Linked DNA regions of Homo sapiens: regions 1 and 2 are each linked to region 3. Evidence: chromatin contacts called from ENCODE Hi-C or POLR2A ChIA-PET data. All regions are on one chromosome and are shown on one strand. Each heading gives the region's core, a stretch centred on a gene start or an enhancer-like site at or near the end of the contact. The rest is flanking DNA. Distances are from core to core; before and after follow the strand shown. Region 1 has its middle 22 kb from the start of DACT1. Region 2 holds the start of DACT1 (dishevelled binding antagonist of beta catenin 1). Region 3 overlaps LINC01500 (long intergenic non-protein coding RNA 1500).

Region 1 (3,656 bases), core at 1,021-3,520, 300 kb before region 3:
AGTTTCAGAGTTTCTTTGGGAGACATTGATTAACGGTGGGCAAAAATCAAAATGATCAGAGTACGAATTTGGTATTGTATACAGCCCTAAAATATATTTATTTATCAAAATCTTATGCAAAATGTATTATGCCTTTGAACTTGGGCAGGGAGTCTTGCAAGAGCAACTTTTTCCCATGATATTTTCTTTTAAAATTTATATTCCTTACTTAAGAAGAGGTTGTTCCCACATTTTTGGCATTATAGTAGGTTCTGGCATTTTAATTTGAACATGGTACCTAGACAGAACCAGGAAATGCAAAGATCTAAATTTTTAAGACTAAGGGGAACTTTTATTTTTCAACTGAAAATAACCTTTTGTTATTACAAACACAGTATATGTGTATTGCAGAAAGTAAAAATAACATAAATAAGCCATATATATATATAATGTAAGCAAGAATATAAACTCCTTTTTATTTTCCAGGGATGATTCCTGCCACCTCTTTACTGTCTGTTCTCCCATATCTCTTTCCAATTATGCATATATGTATTTTTTCTGAGAATAAGGTCACACTTCACTAGCTATTTTGCCACTTGCTTTTTTTTTTCTTTTTTTTTTTGAGACAGAGTCTTGCTCTGTCCCCCAGGCTGGAGTACAGTGGTGCGATCTTGGCTTACTGCAACCTCCACCTCCCGGGGTTCAAGCGATTCTCCTGCCTCTGCCTCCCGAGTAGCTGGGACTACAGGTGTACGCCAACACATCCAGCTAATTTTTGTATTTTTAGTGGAGATGGGGTTTCACCATGTTGGCCAGGCTGGTCTTGAATGCCTGACCCCAAATGATCCACCCACCTCGGCCTCCCAAAGTGCTGGGATTACAGGTGTGAGCCACCGTGCCCGAATTTTGCCACTTGCTTTTTAAAGTTAAGAATATCTGCTATTTAAATGCATTTTGTCTTATCTAATATCCAGTCTATGATCACATTTTTCCCAATTGTTTAGAGGAGCTTTTAGAAACAAATTTAATATTCTAAATTAAAAAAATTCATCCAAAAATTAAATATCAAGCTTTGATAACTAAGGATGTTATTTTAAATATTCACTTGATTTGATTTGGGGATTTATTTCATGGGAGGTCTTTGGAAGGCCTAAAAGTTGGTATTGATAATCCCATGGTCAATCTGTCACATAGATTGATTCTGATCATGGCTGTAGAGTTACCAAAATTACAAATGAACTGCCTGGGTTCTGGTGAATCCAGGGACTGAAAGGAGACATTCTGTCAGTAAGTTTCTAATAGAAATGAAAAAATATATGAGAGGAAGGTAATAATATTTGTATTTGTAGCATTTTACTTTCTTTCGAATACCTCATACCTCATGCAACATGTGAATAGGGTTCACCTTGGGAGCAAGTTAGGACCTTTGGAAAGGGCCTAGGTACTTGCTGGCCATTAGAGTGGATCCCATAAATGAGTTTTGAGTTTTGTCCTCCAAATAATATCCCATGTTAGCCAAGAGTTACAATTCTTCCAAAAGAGCCACAACTAGTTAAAGAGAAAGATTCTTTTTCCAGTAACTCATCAATTGACATTTAGAGGAAAGGATTTAGGAGGCTAAAAATATGGCTCATTGCCTAAGACACACAAATTTCACTCTTAAGAAACAAATTTCTGGAAAAGCGGTACTATTAGATTCAGATAAATGTACCTAATTTTCCTTTTGCCTCCCTACTTAAGTTTTTAAATATAAAAGTAATCTAAACCTATACATTACATAAAATTTAACAAATATACAGAAAAGGCAAATCACCATTTACTTTCCTAATCAAACAATCATTAGCATTTTGCTATGGTTCCTCTAAGTATTTTTTTCTATGCATATGCCATAGTTACTATCTCATATATATATATGAGATTTATATATTTATACATATATGCTTACACATAAGTACATACCATATGTCCATATGTATGTACATATATGTAAGCATATATGTACACTTACTTATACATACACATAATTCCTTATATATGTCACATGTACTACATATACATAAACATATATGCTTGCATTAGTCAAGGATTTTCTTAGATTACTATAGTCTTTCTAATCAGTATTTTGTAGTTGTTACATCCTATTTTATTGCAGTATTCAATTATTTATCCATTCCCCTCTCGATGGAAATTTTTCTTGTTTCTATTTAGGACCCAGTGTCTACTGGCCCACCCACTGACTGGGACTGAGATGCTCCGCGGAGGCTTCTTCCTTCTCTTCCCCACCCATTCTCAGGGCATATCTCCAGGATCCACATTCTGGAACATTCCCTTGGGGGGCCTGATCTCAGGGGTCAAGCTTTGTTTTGGCTCTCTTGCTTGGCCCTACCCCGATGTACTTGACATCTTGAACTTTTTCTTCTTGTAAGTCTGCCTTGCCAGGAATTTGGACTTAAAATCTCCTTTCTTCTCCGCTTCTTTCCAATCCTGTCTGCCTCTTCCCGGCTAGTCCTGGGTTTATAGATCTGTGCTTGAGCCAGAGTGCTAGGCCTTAGCTCACCATTGGACGGAAGGAAAAGGTCACTAAATCTCTAGTTTCTGCCTATAAATAACACTGGGATGAACTTTTTTGGTTAAGATTTCCCCCCCATATTAAGGATTATTTTCTTAGAATAGAATCCCAGAAATGGAACTACTGAATGTGATTATTTTTAAGACTGTTAATATTTATTGTTGAATGAATGTAGCTAATATTTATTAACCTTTTCTGAGACATTATCTCATTTAATTCTCACAACAGTCCTATACACGTTCCTATTATGGATAAGGAAATAGAGGGCTGGACATGGTAGCTAACGTGTGTAATCCCAGCACTTTGGGAGGCAAAGGTGGGAGGATTGCTTGAGTCCAGGAGTTCAAGACACCATTCTGGGCAACATAGAGAGACATAAATAAATAAATAAATAAATAAATAAATAAATAATTAGCCAGGTGTGGTGGTGCAAACCTGTGGTCCTGGCAACCGAGGAGGCTGAGGTGGGAGGATTGCTTGGGCCCAGGAGGTCAAGGCTGCAGTGAGCCATGATCATGTCACTGTACTTCAACCTAAGTGACAGAGTGGGACCCTGCCTCAAAAAAAAAAAAAAAAGAAAGAAATAGAAAAATGGGGGTTTGTGTAACACTACAATTCATTATTTTGGGCTGTCATCATTTTTCATTATATTTTAAAAGGTATCAATAGAACTTTGTTAATGTGTTTATTTTTGGGGGGCAGAGTGTATGGTAATGGAAGTTTGGTTAAATAATTTTCTTTCTTTTAAAAAACAGTTGTGATTCTTTTTTTGAGCATTAGTCATACAAAGATTTTCAGATTTTTTTTTTTTTTTTTTTTTTTTTTTTTTTTTTTTTTTTTGAGATGGAGTCTCACTCTCTTGCCCAGGCTGGAGTGCAGTGGTGCGATCTTGGCTCACCACAACCTGCACCTCCTAGGATCAAGCCATTCTCCTGCCTCAGCTTCCCGAGTACTACAGGGACTACAGGTGCGTGCCACTATGCCTGGCTAATTTTTGTATTTTTATTTATTTATTTATTTATTTTTTGAGATGGAGTCTCACTCTGTTGCCCAGGCTGGAGTGCAGTGGCGTGACCTCGGCTTACTGCAACCTCCACCTCCTGGGTTC
Region 2 (3,674 bases), core at 616-3,115, 320 kb before region 3:
CTGACCATAATTCCATTTTTAGAGCTAATATACAACCTTGTTAATTATGAATCAAGTTTGTAGTTCTTTCATGTCTGTGGGAGGCAGCAATGGGGAGGAAAGTGAAAGGTGGCAAGGGAGTTCTTTTGTTTTTGTTTTTTGGTAAATGTCAACTTAATTCTATTTGTAGTAGAGATTAAATGGGTACTATTAAGTTTAAAAGTATGCTAATGAAAAAACAATTTACAACCAATCTACATTCTCGAGTCTCTCTCTAGCAATTGTCAGGTGAATGCTTGCAAGGTAATGTGCTGAATACAGCGATACTAAGAGGGTATTAAAACAGTCCCTGCCTTCAGGAAGCTTTCATAATGTAGATGGAGAGAAGAGATACACATAAACACCTACGTAGATAGATATGCGTGTGCACACCCAGATAAATAACCATACAGGTAGCATGGGATCAGAATCAGATATTTATATAGTTAACTGGAGCTCAAAGGTTGGAAGGGTGGTTAGACCACACAGAGAGGGGAGGAAAGAAGAGGAATTCCTAGCACGGGTAAGCAGATGGGCAAAAGTGCAAGTGTCTGAAATAATGATATAGGATGCACTCTTTCACACAACACTTTGCCTGAACTTCAGCAATTGTGACTTGCTGGATTGAATTTCCGAGGTTCTTGGATGTACTGCTTTTAAAGATATATGTGGTACTTTTCCACAGATAAGCCAGCTAGTGGAATTTTCAGACCCCTATCCCACCGGAAATTTCAGTGGGATAGGGGTCTGGAGTAGTGTGTTCCAAGCAGAGATGACCAATACATGATACTTCAAGAGGGAAGACTTATAAATCCCTCTGGAGAAAAGCTACAACTCATATCACCTTTACTATCTATGTGCTAGCCACGTTGTAAGTGCACAGCCCCCACAATATATAGCATATGCTGCATACTATTATAATTCTTCAACAGCAGGTTCCCATAGCAGCTGCTCCCTTTTACAGTGGGGGGAACGTACACAGAGAAGGGAGTAAGTTGCCCGCACAGCTATTTAGGGGTGAAACTGGGATACAAATCCAGACAGTCTGATTTCTGAGTCAGAGCTCTTATTGTAAACGCAGACTAAGTAATAATAAAAGCTCAAACAAAAACCAAAGCGCGCACGCGCGCGCACTCAAATCGTAGGCTTGTAAAAGAATTGATGCAACCTCTCGCTATACAACGACATCCTCCTGCCTAATTTTAAATGCCGTCCATCGTAAGACCGACGTTAAAAAATTAAAACGACAACAAAACTTAAGTTTTAGAACACTGCATTGTGCTCTGTATTGCTTGCCTTTACAAAGTGGAGTTAAGGAACCAACCCCACAGTGTCTGTGAATACACTTGCAATACCTTGCTTGGGAAGTGAAAGAAACCTAACTCGGTGTGAGTGGAAATGAGGAGTGGCCGTGTGGGGAAAGGGTTAAGACTGTGCTGCAACTTGGTCGAGTTTCAGAAAGTTCTCCGGAGAGCCCAACTGCCGCGTCCCGTCGCGGCCCCTGCCTGCGCGGCCGACTGTAACAGGATGCTGGGGCTCCAGGCGCTCGCCCCGAGCTTTGGGCGACGAGAAAGAGCCAATGAGGAGCGAGGGCAAAATCGGGTGCAGTAAACCCGAAAAGGGGGCGAGGAGGCCCGCGAAGAGAGCGGGGGAGGAGGCGGGGAGGGGCGAGGAGGGGCGGGGAGGGCCGAGCGAGGAGGAGGCGGCTCTGGGGGCCGGGCGGCGCGCCTGACAGAGGAGGGGAAGCCTGGGGGCGCAAGCGTCGCAGCCGAGGGGCCGGCGCGGGGAGGCGGGCGCCAGGCGGGGGTTTGCAGGGCCGCCGCGCGTGACGTAGCGCCGGGCAGGGCGTTATCAGCTGCCGGGCCGCGGCGAGGGACGCGCGGCGACAGCGGACGGCGCTGCCCGGGCCGGGACAGCAGCAGCCGGCGGTCGCGCGCAGGACTCGAGGGCTTCTAGCCACCGTCCCCGCCAGCGCCGCGCCCCGCCACAGGGCGGCATGAGCCCACCCGCGGCCGCAGCCCTAGCGCCCTGCTCCTCCGCCTGGGCGGCCCGGCTGCGGTGACGGCTCTCGCTGCCCGACTGGGGGCCATGAAGCCGAGTCCGGCCGGGACGGCGAAGGAGCTGGAGCCTCCGGCGCCGGCCCGAGGCGAGCAGCGCACGGCGGAGCCCGAGGGGCGCTGGCGGGAGAAGGGCGAGGCAGACACCGAGCGGCAGCGCACCCGGGAGCGGCAGGAGGCCACGCTGGCCGGGCTGGCGGAGCTGGAGTACCTGCGCCAGCGCCAAGAGCTGCTGGTCAGGGGCGCCCTGCGCGGCGCCGGGGGTGCGGGAGCCGCTGCGCCCCGCGCTGGGGAGCTACTGGGGGAGGCGGCGCAGCGCAGTCGCCTGGAGGAGAAGTTCTTGGAGGAGAACATCTTGCTGCTAAGAAAGCAATTGGTAGGTCGTGCCCGAAGGTGGAGCACGGCTGTTCCTGCCCAGGGGCTGGAGGTCGGGCAGGTGGCCTGGGGCGGGCGCGAGGTTGACTCTGGCTGGGGAGATGCTCGCTGTTATGGGACGCCCCCGACCGCCCCATACCTCCCTGATCCCCTTCCTGAGTGCCCGCGGCGTGTGGGCTGCCGACGCCCACGCGTTTCTGGCGTGTGCCCGCTTTGTGTCTGGCGACCTCGCGCGGATTGCGGGAAGGGGGTGGCCGCTCTTCCCTCCTCCTCTGCCTTCGGGATTCTTGGAGTCGCCTAGTTCTAACGTTCGGTCTCCTTAGTTAGATGAGTATATGCCCTCTCCCCAGCGGTTTGCAAACTCCCACTTAAAATACCATTTTATTTGGAGGTTTTCTTGACTTTATCTCCTCCCGCCGAGAGGGGCCAAAAGCCAAGGAGGGGGTTTGTGGCGTGCTTAACTGTCCAGGGCCGAGTTTTACGATTACACTGGAGCGCCTGTAGGGAGCCGTGCCTCTCCGAGAGCTCTCCCCAGCATGCCAGCTTTCACCCAGGCTGGTGCTTAATTTCAAATAGAAGCCCTTTGTATAAGGCAGCTCAAACTAGATGGAAATGATGGAAATTTGGCTGGAGACTGTGTCCCCTCCTCTCATATTTTATACGTTCTGCCAGCTGTGATTGGTGGTGGAGGTGGGAGAAAAGAGAACCTGCTCTCGGTAAGCATTTATCTTACTGGGTTTCTGTCAGTGTCTCAGTCTTTCTATGCAGTCTTCATTAATGGGGAAGAAAAAGAACTTTGTAGCTTAATGTATTGATGAACAGCTTTTGACCCCGCCTCAGAATAATGGCGACAGCTTTGTTTTCAGTGACCTTAAAATGTAGTTTTGGAAACAGCAAACGTCCTCACCTGACCAAGTGATACTATCTAAACTAGACACATGCCAGGTAGTGGCCCTCCCACAATAAAGTGGTGATGCTGTGCAGTTGTCATGTGTTTTCTTCTATTATCTCTTTTCAGATCATTTCTTTTCTCTGTGTGTGTGTGTGTGTTTTTAAGCACCAAAGTGCTTTTACTTGATAGGTTCATTTTTCCTGAAGAAATTAATTGTAGCAAACAAACATACAATTTATGTCTCCAAGCTTTTTAAGTCAAAAGACAAGAGGCGTAGATATTCATATGCATGTGTTTTGTAAGGATGTACACTGTGGTTTGTGTAATATCTC
Region 3 (3,901 bases), core at 305-2,804:
TATTGGACCTCATAACATTCATCCATTCATTAGAAAAATATTTATTGAGTGTCAATATTCTACTGGGCACTGAAAATACAATGGTGAAAAAGATGATTTTAAATTTTATTTATTTGATGATGTTTGCTAAATGTGTATCTCTAGCCTGTATATCTTCTCTTGAACTTCTGAGTTCTGAACATATTCACCATTTACTGTTGGATTTCTAATATGTATTTCAAAATTAGTTTATAGGTCTAAAACCAAACTCTTCATCCTTGCCTTCACCCTTATTCTCTCCTAATCTTTCCATCTGTTCATTTGTTCAGGCTACAGCCTGGGAGACGTTGCTAATTCTCTCTCCTCCCCACTCCACATTCAATCTGTCAGGAGATCTTGGAATCAAAGTTTGTGTACACGCTGCCACTGTTATCACACCACCCAAATCACCTTCATTTCTTGGCTGGATCACTGCTCTAACCTCACACTGCTTCCAGCAAAGCTCATCTTCAATCTTGTCAGCTCATAGCAGCCACAGTAGAACCAGCCAGCCTTTTCATCTCAGTCAGAATAAAACCAAAAGTCTATACTATGAACTATTCATTCTGTCCTCTTCATTTCCTCCACCTGTGCACCAGCCACACTGCCCTTGGAACAACCAAACTGGGCCTTTTCCCTTGGGGGCTCCCACTTTCTGGGATACCCCAGCTCCAGGTCTTGCTTCTTCACTTTCTTCAAGTCCCGTTAAAATGTTGCATACTCAGTGGCCTTCCCTGGCCATCCTGTATAAATTTCACCACCTACCCTGTATGATCCCATTTAATTCCCATATCTATTTCTTCAAAACACCTATTGCCACTGGACATGTTACAAAGTGATTTGCTTATTTGCTTATTTCAAGGCATATTTGCTTATTTCCAGGCCTGACTTCTCTATCTAAAAACAAGGACTGCATCTCCTTACTTTACTTACTGACATATCCCCAGGGCATGGGACAATATCTAGTACCGAGAAGTCACTAAACAATATTTGTTAAATGAATTCATAAAGAAATAAAATTTCTTACCCTCATAATTTTTATACCCTAACTGGGGGAGACAGGCAACAAACAAAAAAGCAGAGTTTAGGGAAGAAATTAGAACTCGGTGATGTGACAGAGGCAGCTAGGTGTTGAAAGGAGACCCTTTGGATAGGATACTTCTATGAGAGGAGACACTTAAAGCAGGATCTGAATAACAGGAAAAAGCCAGCCTTGCAGCATTTTCATTTTATGGATCAGAAAACTGAAGCTACAAGAAACCATGTGCTTTTTGCATCTGTTGAATAGTAGAAGTGAATTTATAAACCTAAACTCTGACCACTCTTTGTTCTTCTTTCATGTTAAACTTCAAAGCCTTTCACAACTAAAATGACTAAAATACAATACTTATTTTTTAAAAAAAAAAGCCAGAAAAACAATCCAGCCTATCTCTCTGCTAACTTTAAGGCAAGAATCACCACCCAGTCTAGGCTGATTGGCAGCTGGCCACAAGGAGACAGTTGGAAAATATATTTAGTTTTTCCTGTTTCATTTTATGTTTAACTTTTGCGTTTTAAGACTAGTGAGCATGGAGCTCAGTCCTAGAAAAAAAGAAAGTCTGCAATTGTTCTCATTCAGACAGCTACTTCTTAAAAGTCATTTCTCTTAATTCCATGAAATACTCCCAGAGGAGTGACCTCCTTCGGTTGCACAGTGCTGAGCTTGTCTTCGTGTTTCTGGAATGCTGCTCCAGGATTTCTTTTTCAAATGGTCAAGTCATGCTGGTTGTTTTTAAGTCCTCAGAGCACTCTCAGCCTTTTTTTTTTTTTCCCTTTCAAACACAGAGAGCAATGCAAGACTGAATCCTTCCTGGTTTCATTCCTAATTCCTGCTGCAAATGGTAATCCTGCCTTGGGACACTGAGGCTCCCCTTTGCTTTGCAAATAGTCTGTGAACCTTTAGGAAAGCATGATTGATAACACAGTCTGAAAAAAAAGGAAAAGGAAAAAAATACCTACTGAGATGACTAGGCTTGAAGCCTAGTTTGGAATGCACCCAACAGCACAAAACCTTGAAAAGCAGAAGCAAAAATTCAAACATTTGCCGACCCCAGTGCTTAGTAATTTACCACCTTACTACCTCATGTTTTCTTTCTCTAGTTTTCATTTTTATATGCATGACTTAAGTAATTCCTAGGCTTATTTCCAATGATACAATGCAGAAAACAAGTTGGGAGAGAATCAGGCAAGGAACACACAATTCCTAGTGTAAATGAGTTTCAGAATGAACACAGAGAAAAGGACATTCTTCTTTTCTCTTTCTTTCTTTTATTCTGTTTTTGTTGTTGTTATTCAAAAATAAGAAAAGTTGATGATTGGTTGGTGCAATGTTTTAGTCAGGGGTTCTCCAGAGAGACAGAAATAATAGAATATATAAAGAGAGAGAGATGTATGAAAAGGGATTTATTAGTGGAATTAGCTACTCAATTATGGAGGCTGAGAAGTCCCACAATAGGCTGTTCATAAGCTGGAGAACAAGGGAAGATGGTAGCATGGATTGGTCTAAGTCCAAAGGCCTGAGAACCTGGAATTCTGACACCTAAGGGCAGGAAAAGGAGGATGTTCCAGCTCCAGAGGAGAGAGACTCATTAAGAGAGTCTTATGAAGACTAGGTTTAAGGTGTTATTAAGAAAAGAGATTAATAAGGGCTCTCCCTGTGAGAAACAGAGATGGATGTATTTTAGAATTAGAGGAACAGGAAATGGTTAGTTAGGAAGCCCAGCTGAGAATGTTCTAAGCCACAATAGATAAAAGGAGAGTGTTGAGTAATCACTTGACATCTCAGGGCCTAAGATGCTGGTGGGAAGGGAAAGAACAGGGGAGCTGAACATACAGAGATTCAGAGTGTGAAAGTGTGTGTGTGTGTGTGTGTGTGTGTGTGTGTGGTGTGGTGTGTGTGGGGTGTGTGTGGTGTGTGGTGTGTGTGTGGTGTCTGGTGTGTGTGTATGTGTGGTGTCTGGTGTGTCTGTATGCTTGTGTGGTGTCTATGTGCGCGCGTGTGTGTTTATGGGGGAGGGCCACTATATGAAATTGCAGGGCAAGTGTATGAGACTCGAATTGGCTTTGCTGATGGGGGTGGGGACTGCAGGTGGGCCTTTTGGCATTCCTGAAATAATGGCACTATTTCTGCTTGATGGAAATAATTTAGTGAAAGCACATGATTGCTACATGCAATTAGGAGTTGGAATAAAACATGATTGCTGTTTTCTTGTTTGCATGTGTGGGATTATATTATAATTAAATGGAATAGTAACAAGAGGTGTGTGTAAATTATATTCCTGGCTTGCATGAAGGATAGAAACCAGCAGAAATAGGCCAGGAGCAGTGGAGGCTATTGGGCGATTTGTTCCAGGAAATTCTGACAACTCACTGGGAAGCTGAAACTGCTGGGGACTTGGCTGTTCAGGTAAGAAAACAACCACGATCTTGGCTTTGACTCCTCAGGGGATGACGCTCTTCCAGTTGATGGAGAAGCATGAGCTCCTATGATTAGATTGAGAGAATTTTTGGAAGAGGATTATCTTGTCGATATCAGATTATGCTTTGCCTAACACGGTTTCCAGTGAGAGCTCTGTTCCTTTGGCATATAGATTTGATCAAGGTGACAGTGTTCACTCACATCCCTATCAGCTAATGATATTCTCACATTAGTCTTTTTTTTTTTTCTTGCTGTCTTTCTTTACTGTAAAGCCAAGGAATAACTAGTTAATTGCGCCTTGTTAGATGTTAACTGTTATTAGCCTAAGTAACTTGGGTCTCAGGGTGTGAGCATGAGAATCCAACATCCACAATAGGTAGATTTATGGTTAACATTTGGTGCATCATGATGTTATTAAACCAGAGA

Evidence for each region. Hi-C counts contacts between places; a loop is a spot of excess contacts on that map. ChIA-PET counts read pairs that join two places held with the same protein, here RNA polymerase II (POLR2A). Pooled maps may share reads with other maps.
Region 1: a map of breast epithelium shows a loop between it and region 3 (5-fold over the local background). The contact joins two enhancer-like sites. A Hi-C loop is called at or near these places in 5 of 168 maps with a recorded cell type or tissue (GM12878, breast epithelium, chondrocyte and 2 more), 1 of 37 single-sample maps with no recorded cell type and 5 of 50 pooled maps. POLR2A ChIA-PET finds 5 or more read pairs at or near these places in 2 of 52 experiments (WTC11 and activated naive CD4-positive, alpha-beta T cell).
Region 2: a map of GM12878 shows a loop between it and region 3 (6-fold over the local background). The contact joins the promoter of DACT1 here to the enhancer-like site in region 3. A Hi-C loop is called at or near these places in 5 of 168 maps with a recorded cell type or tissue (GM12878, aorta, chondrocyte and 2 more), 20 of 37 single-sample maps with no recorded cell type and 11 of 50 pooled maps. POLR2A ChIA-PET finds 5 or more read pairs at or near these places in 4 of 52 experiments (BJ, WTC11, activated T-cell and 1 more).

Annotation. Positions count from the first base shown.
Region 1 is chr14:58,657,666-58,661,321 of GRCh38, forward strand. No RefSeq gene overlaps it. Among named protein-coding and RNA genes, the nearest start is that of DACT1, 22 kb to the left of the region's middle. Within about 2 kb of position 2,271, at least 4 of the 41 ENCODE cell types and tissues checked have a DNase peak (open chromatin) inside an H3K27ac peak, as active enhancers do.
Region 2 is chr14:58,636,097-58,639,770 of GRCh38, forward strand. DACT1 (dishevelled binding antagonist of beta catenin 1) reads left to right here and starts at 1,866. Exons shown (of 4, transcript NM_001079520.2): 1 at 1,866-2,451. The coding sequence starts at 2,107. RefSeq lists a silencer at 1,657-2,366.
Region 3 is chr14:58,953,653-58,957,553 of GRCh38, forward strand. The region is part of intron 4 of LINC01500 (long intergenic non-protein coding RNA 1500); the gene reads left to right. Among named protein-coding and RNA genes, the nearest start is that of LINC01500, 130 kb to the left of the region's middle. RefSeq lists enhancers at 453-572, 2,511-3,012. Within about 2 kb of position 1,555, at least 2 of the 41 ENCODE cell types and tissues checked have a DNase peak (open chromatin) inside an H3K27ac peak, as active enhancers do; they include GM12878, where a contact is called at or near this core.